Linked DNA regions of Homo sapiens: region 2 is linked to region 1. The links are chromatin contacts, found by Hi-C in ENCODE. All regions are on one chromosome and are shown on one strand. Each heading gives the region's core, a stretch centred on a gene start or an enhancer-like site at or near the end of the contact. The rest is flanking DNA. Distances are from core to core; before and after follow the strand shown.

Evidence for each region. A loop is a pair of places that touch in the nucleus more often than their neighbours do. Pooled maps may share reads with other maps.
Region 2: a pooled map shows a loop between it and region 1 (6-fold over the local background). The contact joins the promoter of CSNK1A1 here to the promoter of GEMIN5 in region 1. A Hi-C loop is called at or near these places in 5 of 50 pooled maps.

Annotation. Positions count from the first base shown.
Region 1 is chr5:154,936,207-154,941,534 of GRCh38, forward strand. It overlaps GEMIN5 (gem nuclear organelle associated protein 5), which reads right to left and starts at 2,005. Exons shown (of 28, transcript NM_015465.5): 1 at 1,762-2,005; 2 at 819-979. The coding sequence starts at 1,927. MRPL22 (mitochondrial ribosomal protein L22) reads left to right here and starts at 4,867. Exons shown (of 7, transcript NM_014180.4): 1 at 4,867-4,932; 2 at 5,011-5,059. The coding sequence starts at 4,905. RefSeq lists enhancers at 1,501-2,092, 1,684-1,863, 2,254-2,303, 4,807-4,966.
Region 2 is chr5:149,549,793-149,555,398 of GRCh38, forward strand. CSNK1A1 (casein kinase 1 alpha 1) reads right to left here and starts at 1,647. Exons shown (of 10, transcript NM_001892.6): 1 at 1,050-1,647; 2 at 283-389. The coding sequence starts at 1,172. It also overlaps a transcript of ARHGEF37 not described here. RefSeq lists enhancers at 1-908, 1,155-1,214, 1,345-1,404, 1,435-2,104, 1,804-2,597 and 2 more.

The sequences.
Region 1 (5,328 bases), core at 755-3,254:
GAGATCGAGACCATCCTGGCTAACATGGTGAAACCCCATCTCTGCTAAAAACATAAAAAAATTAGCCGGGCGTGGTGGTGGGCTCCTGTAGTTCCAGCTACTCGAGAGGCTGAGGCAGGAGAATGGCGTCAACCCAGGAGGCGGAGCTTGCAGTGAGCCAAGATCCCGCCATTGCACTCCAGCCTGGGCGACAGAGCCAGACTCCGTCTCAAAAAAAAAAAAAAAAGTAATTAATACTTATTAGTAGTACTTCTATAGCAACACGATATTAACAAAATGGTGGGAAGATTTAGACTACTGGGGATCAAATAATCATTAAAAATTTTTTAAATAGCTTAATGCAAAGTTCTTATTAAGTAGGTCTTTTCCTTTGTTCTCTCAAAAGGCAGGTACATCAAGTAACTATCTAGCTTAGAAATGAGTTTCATTCACGCATTTACAGTCTATATCAGGAGTCCATTTGTATCAATAACCAGAGGGTAATTGTTTTAGACCTTGTGGGCCATACCATGCCTGTTGCAACTACTCAACTCTTGTAGCATGAAAGCAGTCATAGACAATACTTAAATGAATTAGTGTGGTTGTATTCTAATAAAACCTATTTGCAAAAACAGGCACAGAGCAGTTTGCCAACCTCTGGTTTGTATATATCTCCTTTCAAAAAAAGTTGAGACATCTTACAATATAGTTTCTTATCTAATTAATGAACACAATTACAAGTTACTTTGCACAGATGAGCTAGCAAAACTAGCTTGCAACAGAAGAACCCTCAGCACAGATAGATAAAAACGGTTTGAGAAACCAGTAAGCCATGGTACCTGATGGAGTGCATGTTCTGTCACAACTGTTTTTGTCTCTACATCCCATATTTTCACAGTCCCATCGTCGGAGCTGGTGGCACAGAGGTTGTACTGACCAGGGTGATGAGAAAATGTGAAGCCAGAGACCCTTTCGGTGTGTCCCACCAACTCTCCTATGACTTTAAGCAAAACCAGACGCTAGGTTAATCGAAGTGCTATCCAAGGTTCCTGGCAGAATCATACTGTTGTTGGATGACAAGTGAGCAGATGCTTTGGAGTTACTTAACCCATGGTATAACTGAAACACCGACGGACTTACACTCAGAATTCCCAAGTGCTGATATTGGCTGTGCCACGTGACTTCGAACAAGTCTCTGAGCCTCAGCTTCTCAACTGTGAAATGAATGTTGATATACCTTGCTCTGCTTAGTTCACAGACTGGAAAGCAGCTCAAATAATGTGAAAGTGACTCTTATTTAGATGTGGCCAGAATAAATCACCTGGCATGTCATATCCTAAGGCACAATCAAAGCCTAGTTTGGAGCCTGAAAGCATCTGGTTCAACCCATTCATCTTACAGTAAGGAATGCCACACGTTGCAGGATCTTGCTTAGGGCCTGCAGCTGTGGTTAGCCCCCAACCCCAGGAAGGCTCCCGGGGGGCTGGCGCGCACCAGGCTGGGCAGGGGAGCCATATAAATGGCCGAGACTATACAAGGCTAACTTTTCAGTAAGCAAGCGGCCCCACGTGGAAGCTCCAGGAGGCGGGACCGCTCGGCCACAGCATGGTGTAGCTCATTAGGAGACCAGAAGCAACTCAGCTTAGTGACTGTGGGCTGCCTCTCCTCCCAGCCTGGGCCTCAGTTTCCCTAGCTGTAGAAAACGGGGTGGAGTCGTCCACTCGGCGCCCCTGGGGAGCGTACAAAGGGCAGTAAGTCTCGGGCCCAAGGGTGGTGAGTTACCTCGAAACGGGGGTGTCCCTGGACTCTCGCCTGCGCCCGGGCCCACGCGGACAAGGAAGACGGAGGTCCGCGCGGCGAAGCCAAAGAGGCCCCCGGGCACGGCATCGCTGCAGCGGGCGCAGTACCAGTTGGGGGAGGGCGGCAGCGTCCGCGGCTCCTGCCCCATAACTACAAGCCGTCAGAGACAAGAGAAGCTGCCACAGCCGACCGCTCGTAGCCTCACGCCTTAGGTAGGGAGCGGGGCGGGGTGAACTCCGAGCCCCGCCTTCTCGGGCAGTCGCTACGGTGCGCGTCGAGGCCCAGCCAGCACCGCGCGTTGCGTTCCCGCTACCGCCGGGCTGGGAAGGGCGGGACCACGCGTGCTGCACTGGCCCTCAGTACCTAGCCCGCGGTAGGAGGTCCGCCCCAACCCTGGCTAGGGTCAGGTGCTGCCTGAGCACAGCCCCGAGGTTAAGCATTCTCACTTCCCACAGAAAGGCACAAAATTAGAGGATTAGACTAGTGGAACCACCGCCCCAGGCTACCAGTTTATTATTTGGAGCTGTTCAACCACTATCCCGTCCAACGTTTTTTGAGCGCTATGTGCCAGGGCACTTTGCTAGTTGTGGAGGTGTTTTAAAGATATGCACAAGAGGCCGGGTGCGGTGGCTCACGCCTGTAATCCCAGCACTTTGGGAGGCCGAGGCGGGAGGATCACGAGGTCAGGAGTTAAAAGACCGGCCTGGTCAGCATAGTGAAACCTCGTCTCTATTAAAAAACAAAAATAAAATAAAATAATAAAATAAGCCGGGTGTGGTGGCAGGCGCCTGTAATCCCAGCTGCTCGGGAGGCTGAGGCAGGAGAATCGCTTGAACCCGGGAGGCGGAAGTTGCTGTGAGCGGAGATCACGCCACTGCACTCTAGCCTGGCCACACAGCGAGACTCCATCTCAAAAAAAAAAAAAAAGTAAAATGCAACAATCCCTAGACAACAAATACTAGGGAGGCTGAGGCAGGAGAATCGCTTGAACCTGGGAGGCGGAAGTTGCAGTGAGCAGAGATTGCGCCACTGCACTCCAGCCTGGGCGACATTGCGAGACTCCATCTCAAATAAAAACAAAACAAAACAAAAAAAGATATGCACAAGAGGCCACTTAACAAAAATATTGTTGTACCTGAGTGAGTTAGAGAAAACGCCACACTTTGAGACGAATTAAGAGTCCATTTGTTTAGCCGGTGGCCAAGAGATGGCTAACGCTCAAAGTTCTCTCAGCCGGAAGAAGAGGCTAGATTTTCTTTTATACTTTGGTTTAGAAAGGGGAGGGGAGTCTAGTTAAAACAATTTTACAGAAATAAAGTAGGCAAAAAGTTAAAAGGATAAATGGTTACAGGAAAGTAAACAGTTCCAGGTGCAGGGGCTTTAAGACTATTTATTACAAGGTGATAGACTGGGGGCTTTGGGTGCTATCAATCAGACGAATTCCTGGGAATTGCGGATATTGCTCGCCACAGTATCTTATCAGTTAATTGCATCTTGGATGTGCTGGGAGTCAGCTTGCACAAGTTAAGTTCTTGAGGAAGGGGCTGCCAGTGAAAGAGCCAAGATGGAGTCTGTCTGGCTCTCTTAGCTAAGCAAGAGTCAATTCAAGTGGAAACAAGGCTAGGTGATCAGAGGAAAAAGGGAGAGTCTAAAAACAGGGTTAGTAAAAACAAGGTTGGGCATTACAATATGGAGTCCGGGAGACAGGCTGGTGTGAGCTGTGATCGAGCCACTGCACTCAAGCCTGGGCAATAGAGTGAGACCCTGTCTCAAAAAAACAAAACAAACAAAAATATGAAAGTACGAATCTGGAATTAAAAAGGGAAAGAACAGTTTCTGCAACTGGGTGGAAATTCTGGCTCTGGGTTCTGGGTACTCAAAGATGAAGGAGAAGCAAATGGAGTGACTCTTGATTTGCTTGATTGAGGGCCAGCTGTGTGAAGGAAGCTGTATGTGGTAAATGGTGTGGAAGAAAGTTTCCTTTCAACTCAAAAATGCTAAAATGCTCAGATTCTGCACTACTCGTGTGTTGCTTGTTTGCATTGGGTATCTGACATTCCTGCATAGGTAGCAAACCGCAATCTGAACTACCTGTTATTCTAATACAGAGGGGTCAAATACATATATTTGAAGGCGTCTAGGGGCACAAATTTGGAGGCACCTAGTCGTAGATTGATCACTGGTTTGCCAGTTGTTAGTTGAGAGACTTTAACATATCCTAAATATGTTTCCTCATTTGAAGAAGGAAAATGATAATCCATGCCTTGTTGGATTGCTGTGAGGAATAAATGAGATTTAGTGAAATACCTGCCTGACATAAGGCAGTAAATGCCAGATGAATATAAACTCATTCTTGAAGGTCAACCAGATTAGTAGGGATTAGGACAGCATACATCATATTTGAACTATTTGCTCTTTAAAAGAGATTTTAGGCTAGGTTTCGTGGCTCATACCTCTAATCCTAGCACTTTGGGAGGCCGAGGAGGGCAGATTGCTTGAGCCCAGGAATTCGAGATCAGCCTGGGCAATTTGGGGAAACTCCTTATCTATAAAAAATACAAAAATTAGCCGGGCGTGGTGATGTGCGCCTGTAGTCACAGCTACTTGGGAGGCTGAGGTAAGAGGGTGGCTTGAGCCCGGGGTCGAGGCTGCAGTGAGACTAGGTCATTGCTACCACACTCCAGCCTAAGCGAGAGAGAGACCCTGTTTCAATAAAATGAAATAAAATAGCTTTCACACTATTTCAACTGATCTTTACAACAAGCTTGTGCCCTAAGGTTAGTCATTTCTGATAAGAAAACTGAGGACCACCGGATTAGGTGGCTTGTTCACGGATTCTGTTCCCCTACTCCTTTCTAGTTTGTGAGTTGGGACTTTAGTTTTTCTGAATCCAGGTGAATTTTCGGAAGCCCACGTGCTTTCGGCCTTTATTAATTAATTCATTCCCAAGCCAGGTTCGCCTGACCACACCTCGAGCGCCGGCCCAGTGCTTGCGATCTTCGTGACGGCACCTGGGGTGTAAGTACTGCTTGTGGGAGAGCCCCACAGGAAATCCAGAGTATTGCGCATGCGTGCTGTCCAGAAGGCGCTTGAACTCGGCGGCTTCCGTAGCGGGAGGGCGAAAGATGGCGGCGGCAGTACTGGGACAGTTGGGTAAGGATTTCTTAGTGGTTAAGCGACAGAAGGGAGTCGAGATGGAATCTGAGTTGACGGCTTGTGTTGATGTTGCAGGTGCGTTATGGATACATAACCTGAGGAGCCGGGGGAAGCTGGCCTTGGGGTGAGTCTCTCGCTTCGGAGTTTCGGAAGGGCCCAAGGCATCTTTAGTATTCTGCCAGTTGGTAACTGAGCGCCTCCGTGCCTAACTGTGTTTTAGGCTCTGGGGTTACTGAGGCGAATGAGACAGCCCGAGTCTCTGCTTTGTCACTCTATTTTTTCTCCACCTTATTGCATAAACTGTACAGGGATCAGGATTACCCATAACCCAAGGGCGATTGTAAATGCGATTTCCGAACGTCTACTGTGATCTTTCTGGACAAGGTTAGACTA
Region 2 (5,606 bases), core at 397-2,896, 5.4 Mb before region 1:
TAGGGATCAAAGATGACCTGCACGCATAACTGCAAATGAAAGCCTCGGGAAGAGTGAGAATGACGGAAGCGAAATGGAGCAGTGTAATACAATGAAATAAGTTGGCAAACTGAAATTTACTCAGTAATTGAGATGACTGACTTACAGGAAACCACCAGCTATAGGGAACCCAGGTAACTAAAACACCAAGACCCGGATTCAGCTGGTCTCATTACCTGCCTCTACCCACTTCCCCATTCCGTGCTTCCCTCAGCGGATCGCCTATATGCACCGGGTTCTTACCGTATGTGGGGGATGCCAACCCCACCTTGAAGAATCTTATAGAGCTTGCTCTCGTACAGCAACTGGGGATGCCTGGCCTTCTGAGATTCTAGCTTCACTGCCACTTCCTGCAGGGGAAAGAGGGGATGATGGCATCAACATCCCTACGGATTCAATGTCACTTAGGAAAGGAGGGAGACATTAGCAAAACTCCAAGTCGCGACTACAAGAAGAAGTGAAAAGCTGGAAAGAGAAAGCTCTCGGTAATTATAAAACGAGGCAACCAGCCTCAAAGGCCTCTTCAGGGGGTAGTGACGAAATCCGTACGTCCTCTAAAGTGCAGGAAAATGATTCATCCAGAAAAAAGAGGCAACCTCTGAACGTAGTGAGAGGTTTTTAAGGAACTAGGCGATCGGAAACTGTTCTAATTGGAACAAGAGGCCCAGTAGAATTAAGAATTAAAAAAAAAAAAACATGGGAATCACTGAAAGAGGATTTTGCCGTTTCCACCTTAAAAGACGGTTAAAAAAAAAAAAAGCTCGACTAAGGGACATTTATGGGACGTGTTTAACAAGGTGGGAAACTAGTTCCCCCAACCTTTCTATCGGGTTCTTGACCCTTTTAGGGAGACAGCGGACGAGGTTCGTAAGCCAGGAAAACTAGCTCCCTGGACTCCCTGGCGAGTGCGTGCGATGAGGAGAGGCCCGAGCACTTTGGGGGTGCACGGTGGTGGTGGGGGGAATGAGTAAAAGCGCAGCGTTATCGTGAACCCCACCCCAGATGATTACCTCGCCGTTGGTGATGTTGATCGCCAAATAGATGTCCCCGAAGGAGCCAGACCCGATCTTCCGTACCAGTTTATATTTCCCTCCGACAATGAATTCAGCCTTGGAGCCGCTGCTACTCGCCATCCTGAGAGACGAAGATGGAGGCTGGGGCCAAGCCCCGACACCTCTGGGAAGAGGACGGAGGCCTCGGGGCTCCTACACTAGGCAAGGCTACGGAGGAGGGCGGCAGGAAACGGAACACGGAGGCCTTTACCGGGGTTCGGGGCCCAGAATCAGCAGAGGGGAACCTGATCACCGCCGCTCAGTCAGGTTTCTTTTTGCCAGGCCGCAGTTTGTGAAGGGCTTCTCGGCGGTTACCAGGCTGGGCCACTTGTTTCTCGGCGGCCGCCGCTGCCTCGCTTGCGCGGCGACGTCGCGGGCTGGAAAAGGGGCGCGGTGAGCTAGGGCGGCGATACCGCTGCCACCACTGCCGCCGGCTCCGGCCCAGAGGGACCCCTGTCACTCCGCGGACGACGCCATCTTGTTACTCCAGCTCCAGCCAACACAAAATGCCCCCAGTCCCCGGGAGCCGCTTCTTCACGGCGCAGAGCACTCTGGGAAAGGGATCTCGGGCGCTCGCTCCGAAGGATCGGCAGCGAGAGGGCGGAACCGGATCCGTGAGAGTCGCGGCCCACGCTCCGAGCGTCACCCTGTCACCGCCCAGCTGCGCATGAGCGCTGCAACTCCTGCTGACTGCGCAGGCGTGCCGCGGCCTGTCCTCACCCCCGTCCCGGGCTCTCTTCCACTTCCGGTCGGCGGCGGCTCAGCAGGTGTTACCTGTTACTCGCCTCGGACCCGCCGGGTCTCTGGAAGGCTGAGTGGCCCCCCGGCCTTGATATTGGGAGGAGTCACCTTCATGTTTCGTGGCAGATGAAAGCTTAAGGCCTCCTTAGGAGTTGGGTATTGACCTGTGCTCTTTGAGGCGGTTTTTAACCTTTGATCTTTCTTCTGGCCGTTCCCCCGGACCGGCCTATTCCAACCCAGTTTCTGTTTGGAAAGAGGCTGTCGCCTCTGGTGGAGAGGAAGAGAAAAGCAGCCAGCGTCGAGGAATCTCTCAGGGCTCTCGGTTGTAGCAGAGCCTAGCTAATTACCCTTCATAATTAGAATTGTCCTATCTACTACGGAGTGTTATAGACCCTCTTTCCACAGGAGGGGAAGAAAGAAAGAAGCCGGAATCCCCCTGCCATCCTATGTCTTTGCATTATTGCCTCACTACCACATATGATCTTCAGAAGAAAACCTGGTATGTTGCTCATAATGAAGATTAAGGATAGATGGAATCAACAGAAAATTAATTTAACAAGAGTGAAAAAACTGTTATGTCCCCTCAACCCCACCAAAAAAAAAAAAAAAAAAAAAAAAAAGAATCGTATGTTGGTCTTGTTGAAAACCTCAGTATTAACCTGAACAGAGTAGAGGTAACTATTACAAAATTTAATTGACAACATTTAAAACTACACGGTAATTTTTTTCTTTTTTACAAAAAATCGATCAGAGAATCAAATTTTGACCACGTTTTGTTTTACAAAATTTGACCTGGGAAAATTGGGCTTAGTAATAATAATGTTCACGAAAGAAAACTCCATGGTTGATGCTATCATCTTAAGTCAGACCTCAGTCGTAAAAATTTAAGCTAAGCCTATCCTAAATAAAATTTAATTAAAATAGAAATGGGGGGCGGGCGCAGTGGCTCACGCCTGTAATCCCAGCACTTCGGGAGGCCGGGGCGGGCAGATCACTTGAGGTCAGTTGTTCGAGACCAGCCTGGCCAACATGATGAAACCCCGTATCTACTAAAAATACAAAAATTAGCCGGGTGTGATGGCGCACACTTGTAACCCCAGCTATTCGGGAGTCTGAGAATCGCTTGAACCCGGGAGGCGGAGGTTGCGGTGAGACTAGATCACGCCACTGTACTCCAGCCTGGGCAACAGAGAGACCCTGTCTCAAAAAAAAAATAATTAATTAAATAGAAATGGGAGAAAAATGTGAAGAATTTTAACTGCAACTTTGAAAGGTGGTCAAGTAATTAGTAATAGGGTTCATCTCGGAAGACAACTGAAGAGAGAGGGGAGGAGACTTCCCCTGAAGTTTAGCATGAAGTTTTTAAAGCCCAACCAACACTCAGGGTGCCCAACTCCCAAATCAGCACTGTTAGACATCATTCTCCTTTGGTGACTCTAAAGCATGTTTTGACTAAGTTAAAATCTGCTGTTAAATTCTGATATAAAATGCAGCCGGGCATGGTGGGCTCACACCTGTAATCCCAGCACTTTGGGAGGCCGAGGCGGCTGGATCACCTGAGGTCGGGAGTTCGAGACCATTCTGGCCAACGTGGTGAAACCCTGTCTCTACTAAAAATACAAAACTTAGCTGGGCATGGTAGCATGTGCCTTGTAGCTCCAGCTACTAGGGAGGCTGAGGCAGGAGAATCGCTTGAACCTGGGAGGCAGAGGTTACAGTGAGCCGAGATCGTGCCACTGCACTCCAGCCTGGAGACAGAGCGAGACTCCACTCCATCTAAAAAATTAATTAATTAATCAATTCTGGTCTTAAAAAAAAAAAAGCCAAGTTTAAGCATCTTGAGTTTTCCAGAGATCACTCCTTTTCTGCTAATTTTCTCACACACATCCAAAGTTTAATGGATTCCTCAGCTTGAGGAGTTCTCCATAAGGGGATGAGGTATACATTTAGACGGATATTTTGGTATTGTGATAAAAATGCTCAATGAAGCCGGGGGCAGGGTAAGGGTGGGCATGAAGTGGTCTAAATTAGTGATTCCCAAAGATCTGTGTATGGACAGGTGCAAGTGGCTAACAAAGTTTGCCATGAGGATGTGAGAAAAGTAAGCAATACATCTTTCATTTATTTATCTGATTTCACATTATATTTCATTCTGAGATTTAGTCTTTTCACATATGTGTCATTAAAATGCTCTTTTATAAAAAGGTGCCGATGGTAGATGGTTTTGGTTTTTAAAATATTCTTGCTCGGTTAAAAGTTGAGCCCGGGTGCAGTGGCTCACACCTGTAATCCTAGCACTTTGGGAGGCCAAGGAAGGGCAATCACCTGAGGTCAGGAGTTCGAGACCATCCTGGCCAACATGGTGAAACCCTGTCTCTACTAAAAACACAAAAATTAGCCGGGCGTGGTGGCGCATGCCTGTAATCCCAGCTACTTGGGAGGCTGAGGCATGAGAATCGCTTGAACTGGGGAGGTAGAGATTGCAGTGAGCCGAGATTGTGCCACTGCACTCCGGCCTGGGCAAGAGAGTGAGACTTTGTCTCAAAAAAAAAGTTGAAAGCTGCGTACGGTGGCTCATGCATGTAATCCCAACACTTTGGGAGGCCAAGGCAGGAGGATCATTTGACTCCAGGAGTTCCAGGCTGCTGTGAGCTATGATCAAACCACAGCATTCCAGCCTGAGCAACAGAGTGAGACCTTGTCTCAATAAATGAATGAATGAATGAATGAATGATAGGTACTTGTATGTCTAATCCTCCTCGCCTTTTTTTTAGAACTTGTGTAAGCCCATTAAATTCTACTGGTCTAAATGACTTCTGGAAACCCTTCTAACCCTGAGATTCTATAATTTTGTATATAAGGTATGAGTCCTCCTTTGTTTCCTGCCTGCTATAGTCACCATTCCAACACTGACAGTGCCCAGCAAAATGCACAAAAATGAGATGTGAGTGGGTCTAGCCTTTTCAAATGTGATTTTAGTTTCTTAAGATTTAAATTTATTGGATTTAAGAATGGCAAAATTGTTTTTTTTTTTTTTTACATAGAAAATGAAGTCCTCAGGTGTTGGCTATGACTCAGCCTTCTTCTTAAAGTCATGTATCATTTGCAGTAATTTTAGCCTAAAAGATTGAAGAATAACCTGTTTTTGGTGTTGCTGTTAAAGTCACAAATCATTCTGTACTTATTGAATCAGCAGCAGCTTTGGTGTAATGAAAGGAGTCTTTTAGGCCAGGCACGGTGGCTCACGCCTGTAATCCCAGCACTTTGGGAGGCCAAGGCAGGCGGATCACAAGGTCAGGAGTTCGAGACCAGCTGGCCAATATGGTGAAACCCCGTCTATACTAAAAAGTACAAAAATTAGCCGGGCGTGGTGGCAGGCGCCTGTAGTCCCAGCTACTCAGGAGGCTGAGGCAGGAGAATCGCTGGAACCCGAGAGGCGGAAGTTGCAGTGAGCTGAGATCGTGCCATTGCACTCCACCCTGGGCTACAGAGTGAGACTCTGTCTCAAAAAAAAAAAAAAAAAGAAAGAAAGAAAGGAGTCTTCAAAGAGCAATTTCTGGCTTCTAGATCAGATGAATTCACTAAAAATATCAAAAGTGTAGAATAAAAATAAAAATTTTAGACCTTGAGGGAAATACAGAGATCACCTAGTTCAATAATAATAATTGTATTTTTTAATGCTTTGCAATTTACTTATGAGTCAAAGTCTCACTCTGTCACCCAGGCTGGAGTACAATGGCACCACCATAGCTCACTATAGTCTAGACCTCCTGG